Linked DNA regions of Homo sapiens: region 1 is linked to region 2. Evidence: read pairs that join two places in POLR2A ChIA-PET (ENCODE). Cell type or tissue: CD4-positive, alpha-beta T cell. All regions are shown on one strand. Links, peaks and the distances in the headings refer to the core of each region. The heading gives the core; the rest is flanking DNA. Region 1 has its middle 37 kb from the start of STK24-AS1. Region 2 overlaps FARP1 (FERM, ARH/RhoGEF and pleckstrin domain protein 1).

The links. Peaks named below come from ENCODE experiments on the same cell type or tissue, not always from the same donor. Only the 100,000 strongest peaks of a DNase experiment are listed, where the experiment ranks them.
Region 1: POLR2A ChIA-PET joins it to region 2 with 5 read pairs; 2 of 35 experiments call an interaction of 5 or more read pairs at or near these places.

Annotation. Positions count from the first base shown.
Region 1 is chr13:98,613,263-98,616,167 of GRCh38, forward strand. No RefSeq gene overlaps it. Among named protein-coding and RNA genes, the nearest start is that of STK24-AS1, 37 kb to the left of the region's middle. In CD4-positive, alpha-beta T cell, for the core only: no CTCF peak of the experiment used is centred there; no DNase peak of the experiment used is centred there.
Region 2 is chr13:98,443,909-98,446,813 of GRCh38, forward strand. It overlaps FARP1 (FERM, ARH/RhoGEF and pleckstrin domain protein 1), which reads left to right. Exons shown (of 27, transcript NM_005766.4): 25 at 2,190-2,297; 26 at 2,758-2,905. It overlaps STK24 (serine/threonine kinase 24), which reads right to left. Exons shown (of 11, transcript NM_001032296.4): 11 at 1,277-2,905. Among named protein-coding and RNA genes, the nearest start is that of FARP1-AS1, 9.5 kb to the left of the region's middle. RefSeq lists enhancers at 1,332-1,381, 2,152-2,201 and a silencer at 1,927-2,221. In CD4-positive, alpha-beta T cell, for the core only: CTCF peaks have their summits at 1,600 (motif pointing right) and 1,803; DNase peaks (open chromatin) are centred at 1,623 and 2,073; H3K27ac peaks cover 762 bases.

The sequences.
Region 1 (2,905 bases), core at 307-2,806, 170 kb after region 2:
GATGCTCCAGAAAGAGACAGAGGCATATCGTCGGGGCCACTCTTCGGATGCTTCAAAATCTGTTTCTTTCTGTTTGCAAATGACCCTGTGTCTAACTATCATGGCATTCGTGATCCTGCTATTGTTCTATTAATCCACAGTAATCATCTTAATGTGTGAAATCCAAACATGTTATGTAGGAAGTAGTATCACTGGGAACTGAGAAATAGATTTTTTTGGATCACAAAAGCAGCATGAAGAGGATTTATAGAAAAGTTGCTGTAAGCTGCTGTGGTTACAGTTTAGGAAATGTGGTTATTTGAATAATCATTTGAGCCTATTTTTTCTCTTAAATACTGGGAAGGGGATTGGGGCCAGTATTGCCTTCTGCTGAAGTTGTTAGCTGTCCTCCCTCACTGGCCAGCGAAGGAGGGCCTCCAAGGGAAGCCTCTGCCCTGGGTATCTTGCTGGTTAAGCTATTTCTTGGTACCAGCCTTACTCTTCATGAATCTTCTCTTTATTCATTCAGTTCCCTGGGGATTCCATCTGATTTCCTTTCCCCTTCACATCTTTTATTAATTACCCCTTAAAGTTCTTCTTCCAAAACCAATTGCAAAGTGGGAAAGAATGTGACAGTTTCTCTTCTCCTTGCTCTCCTTCATTCTCTTATTCACAAATATTTACTGAACACCTATGATGTGTTTCTCAATGTTTGAGTCAGACTCCATCTCTGTCCTGGTGAAAATGACAAGAGTGAGGCAGACAGATATTAAACGAGCAGACAACAATATGTACTTGAACGGTATTATTACATTTTAACATTTCTGAAATTGAAATGCATCTTATAGGTGATGATAATGAGAGAGAGAGACAGAGACAGAGAGAGGAGAACCTCCAAGTTAGAGGAGAGCAGTGTAATATAGTTATTCTTTAACACTTTTAGGTTTTACCTCTGCCATTTGACTGAATGCGTCTAAATAATTTGCTGAAGCTGCTGTCTTATGTTTCTTTCCTCCCAGAGGCAGAGCTTGGGACAAGGGCTTGCATATGGGTGGTTTATTTGGACTAGTGATCCTAGAGAACAGGAGTAAGGGACTGTGCAATGTGGAGGAGGGAAAGCCAATGTCAGGTGCTTGATGAGTCAGTTGGCACATGGGCAAGTGGGGTTCAATCCTTCTGGAGCCTTCTGATGGGCGATGTAGAACAGGCTCGAGAATTGTCCACCCTAGAGGTAGAAGGGGAAGCATTTATCCACCAGCTTTACGTTTCCACATGCATGGGTACCGCACTGCAGAGCTGGAGAAGTCTAGCTATGTGAGGCAGCTGCGGTGAGGTGTGTTCAGATTACACCTGCTGCTGGGGCAATGCTTGGAGACAGTGGTGGGCTGAGAAGAGGAGATGCAGCAGAACAAATGTTTGATACAGGCCAGGCGTGGTGGCTCATACCTGTAATCCCAGCACTTTGGAAAGCCAAGGTGGGCAGATCATCTGAGGTCAGGAGTTCAAAACCAGCCTGCCCAACATGGTAAAACCCCATCTCTACTAAAGTACAAAAATTAGCTGGGCATGGTGGCATGTGCCTGTAGTCCCAGCTACTAGGGAGGCTGAGGCAGGAGAATTGCTTGAACCTGGGAGGCAGAGGTTGTAGTGAGCTGAGACCACACCTCTGCACTCCAGCCTGTGTGACAGAGCGAGACCCTGCCTCAAAAAAAAAAAAAAAAAAAAAAAAAAGTTCAATACGATCGCTATTCTTTTCTCCTATTTGCTAAGAATGTTCATAGGAACTTTCTTCACAATAGCCCCAATCTGGAAACAATCCTGAAGTCCATCAACAGGAGAATGCATAAACAAATTGTGGTATATTTGTCCATTGAAATCCTGCTGAGCCACAAAGAGAATGGACCACTGATACATGCAACAACATGAGTGACTCTTACAGACATTATGCTAAACAAAAGAAGGTGGAAACAAAAGAGTACATACTGTAAGGTTCTACTTTTTTTTTTTTTTTAAGAGACAGGGTCTCACTCTGTCACCCAGACTAGAGTGCAGTGGTGCAATCATGGCTCACTGCAGCCTTGAACTCCTAGGCTCATGTGATCCTCCCACCTCGACTTCATAAGTAGCTGGGACTACAGCCACACACCACCTCACCTGGATAATTTTTTTTACAAAAATAGAGATAGGGTCTTGCTATGTTGCCCAAGCTGGTCTCAAAGTCCTGGCCTCAAGTGATCCTCCAGCTTCAGCCTCCCAAAGTGCTGAGATTACAGGCATGAGCCACTGTACCCGGCCTATAAGATTCCACTTACATAAGTTAAAGAACAGGCAGGCCGGCCATGGTGGCTCATACCTGTAATCCCAGCACTTTGGGAGGCTGAGTTGGGCAGGTCACTTGAGCTCAGGAGTTCAAGACCAGCCTGGGCAACATGGCAAAACCCCATCTCTAATATGAAAATTAGCTGGGCATGGTGGCACGCACCTGTAGTCCCAGCTACTTGGGAGGCTGAGGTTGGGGGATTGCTTGAGCACAGGAGGTTGAGGCTGCAGTGAGCCAAGATTGCATCACTGCACTCCAGCCTGGGTAACAGAGCAAACACTGTTTCAAAAAAAAAAAAAAAAAAAGGCAGGCCAGGCATGGTAGCTAATGCTTGTATTTGTATGCTTGTATTTGTTTTCTTTTCTTTTTTTTTTTTTTTTGAGACAGAGTTTTGCTCTTGTTGCCCAGGCTGGAGTGCAATGGCGCCATCTCAGGCTCACTGCAACCTCCGCCTCCCAGGTTCAAGCGATTCTCCTGCCTCAGCCTCCCAAGTAGCTGGGATTACAGGCATGCACCACCACACCCGGCTAATTTTGTATTTTTAGTAGAGACGGGGTTTCTCCATGTTGGTCAGGCTGGTCTCAAACTCCCAACCACAGGTGATCT
Region 2 (2,905 bases), core at 218-2,717:
GTGGCGGGCACGGGGGTTATATTTGTTCCCCGTGGCGTCACTCGGCACCAACCTCAGACTGGGTGAGGCCACAGAAACATCTCCCACAGTGCGGGAAGCCGGAAGTCCAAAATCAAGCTGCTGGCAGGTGGGTTCCTTTGGGAGGCCTTGAGGGAAAATGTCCCCACCTGACAGCATCTGGTGGCTGCGGCAGTCTTCTTCTCGGGGGGTCCCCGACTCCACCCATGTTGCAGGGCTCCGGTCTGCCGTGTCACCAGCTGTCCTCCCTGTATCTGCACTCTAATATCCTCTTCTAAGGACACGGCTCGTGCTGGGCTTAGGGCTCGTCCTAGTGACCTTACCTTGACTCGATCGCATCTGCAGAGACCCTGTGTCCATGTGAGGTCACCATTGTAGGCACGGAGGGTTTGGACTTGTTGGGGGTGCAATTCAACCCACAGCAGGGTCTGAGGGAATGGGATCCAAGAAGGGAGAGGAGCGGTGGCCCCAATGAAGGGCCACGAGGAGACAGGGCAGGCTGGTCTGGTTCTGAACAAGGATGTTGACCCTCTCGTGAAGGCAGTGAATGGAGACAGGTCTGGGAGCCACCAGCATGGCCTCGGCCTCCTGAGTGCAGGGCAGGAGACTCATGGCGCGCAGGGCCCGTAACACGCTGGAGGCCAGGATGGACCCGACACAGGGGAGCGGGAGGCTCGGCCCGGCCGTGGGGAGCGAGGAAGGGCCGCTGGATGTGCCTATTGATAAAGAGGTTTCCAGAGGCTATTGGAATGGCCAGGCAGAAGCTAGAGAGCGCTAAGGAAGCTGCTTTGGAAACAAATGGGCCCAGACTGTGATGGGTGACATGTATGAACCCCACTGTGGGCTGGCTGCTGTGTGAAAATTATGTGAGTCAGTATGAAAATACCTAGGAAAGGGGAGTGTGCCACCCTCCTTGCTCCATGTTGCGTGACCCAAGATGCCGCATGGGCATCAGCCCAGCCCTGGCCACCACCAGGACCTTCTGGGAACCTGGAGCCTTGCATTTTCTTGTTCCTTTCTGCCACTGGGGGAGGAGGATGGATGGCTGGAGCTGCCTGCCTGGCCTGGAATGCCCTTTCTCCCCGTCTGCGGGGTCCCCCACATCCTGCAGCCCCTCACGGACCTACTGTCAGTGTCCATGTCTCCCACTGGACCCTCCCTGAGCAACTGGAGGGCAGGGACATCAGACCATTTGATCCCAGCTCCCAGCACAGAAGCTTAGTGCCAGGGGCACCCAGAGAGATGGAATGAGGCAGACTCGGAGGTCTGTATTTTTTATTGTGGTAAAATAGCTATACCACAATATTGGCCAACTTAACGATTTTTACGGGAACAATTCAGTGGCATTAAGTGCCTTTACAAGGTGGTGCAACTGCTTTGAGTCTCTGCTGGTGATGTCACTTTGGCAAAGGGACGAAATGAGCCACCAGTGCGTCAGGCCTGCTCAGAGTTGTTTGGAGGTAGCATGGACACAGGTGCCTGTCCCTGCCCCCTAGCTGGGCTGCAGCGCATCCTAACAATGCTCCAGGGGCTGGGCCGGCCCTGAGCCTGGAGGTGGGCAGGGCTGCAACTGCCTCCTGGGCCACTAGAGGGCATGTGGGAGCCACTCACATGCACCCCAGGCCCCACTTCCTGGGTAGGGTGCCTGGCCCCTCAAAACGAGTGCTGCTCTGAGCTTGTTGGGATGGATCTTTCCCTCCTTCAGCTTCCGCCTGCTGGCAATGCATGGGGTCCTGCGCCCCCATTTCTGCCTCGGTGTCACAGGGCACACCCCTCTCCCCTCAAGGTGGCTCTTCTCCTCAGGACACCACTCCCGTTGGATTTAGGGCCCACCCTACCCCAGTGTGATCTCGTCTTCACTAGTTACCCTGCAACGAGCCTATTTCCAAATAAGCCTGTGTTCTAAGGTACTGGTAGTCAGGACCTCAACGTGTCTTTTGGGGGGACACAGGGACCCCAAGATGCCCCACAGCAAGTGACAAGGGGAAGTGATGAGATCAGGGTCCCAGGACCTGCCAAGTCTCCCCACACACGGGGGAGCGGGGGTGGGGCCCACATCCTTCAGTCACGGACATGCCCCAGCCCAGGGCCCTGGTGCAGGGAGAGCTGCTCTCTGTGCCCTCCTGGGGCAGGTGCCCGCTGTGCTTCTCACAGGCCTCCTTGCCTTTCAGAATCAGTTGTCTGGAAACCTGCTGAGGAAATTCAAAAACAGCAACGGGTGGCAGAAGCTGTGGGTGGTGTTCACAAACTTCTGCCTGTTCTTCTACAAATCACACCAGGTAAGTGTCTCGCACAGGGCAGGTGGCCCTGGGACCTTGGGGGTGGCAGCATGAGGTGAGGGGGCCGCCCTCCTCTGGAATGACTCAGGCCTCTTGGGCTCCAGGTGTCACGGGGATGACAGGGATGCTGGCGGGGGGCCCTGTCCACCCGAGGCCCTCAACTCTAGGGAAGACTGACATTATCATCCACTGAAGGACAACTTCTGCCCTAGGAAGGGCCACCTGTCTTCTGCCTGGACAAGGGACGGGGGTTGGCTTTATCTACAGCTCAGTCCTGGCGGGACTTGCCACCCGGGCCATCACGTACAGGCAAACACTGGCTGCCATGGTCCCTTCCAGGCCCACGCCCGAGGAGGGAGCTGCCTGGGCTCCCAAGTCCCTGTCTGATGCGGGGCAGCAGCCAGGCCCAGCAGCAGAAGCTGACCCCGAAAAGCCACTTTGCTTTGTTTCCCCTTTCCAGGACAATCATCCCCTTGCCAGCCTGCCTCTGCTCGGCTACTCGCTCACCATCCCCTCTGAGTCCGAGAACATCCAGAAAGACTACGTGTTCAAGCTGCACTTCAAGTCCCACGTCTACTACTTCAGGGCGGAAAGCGAGTACACGTTCG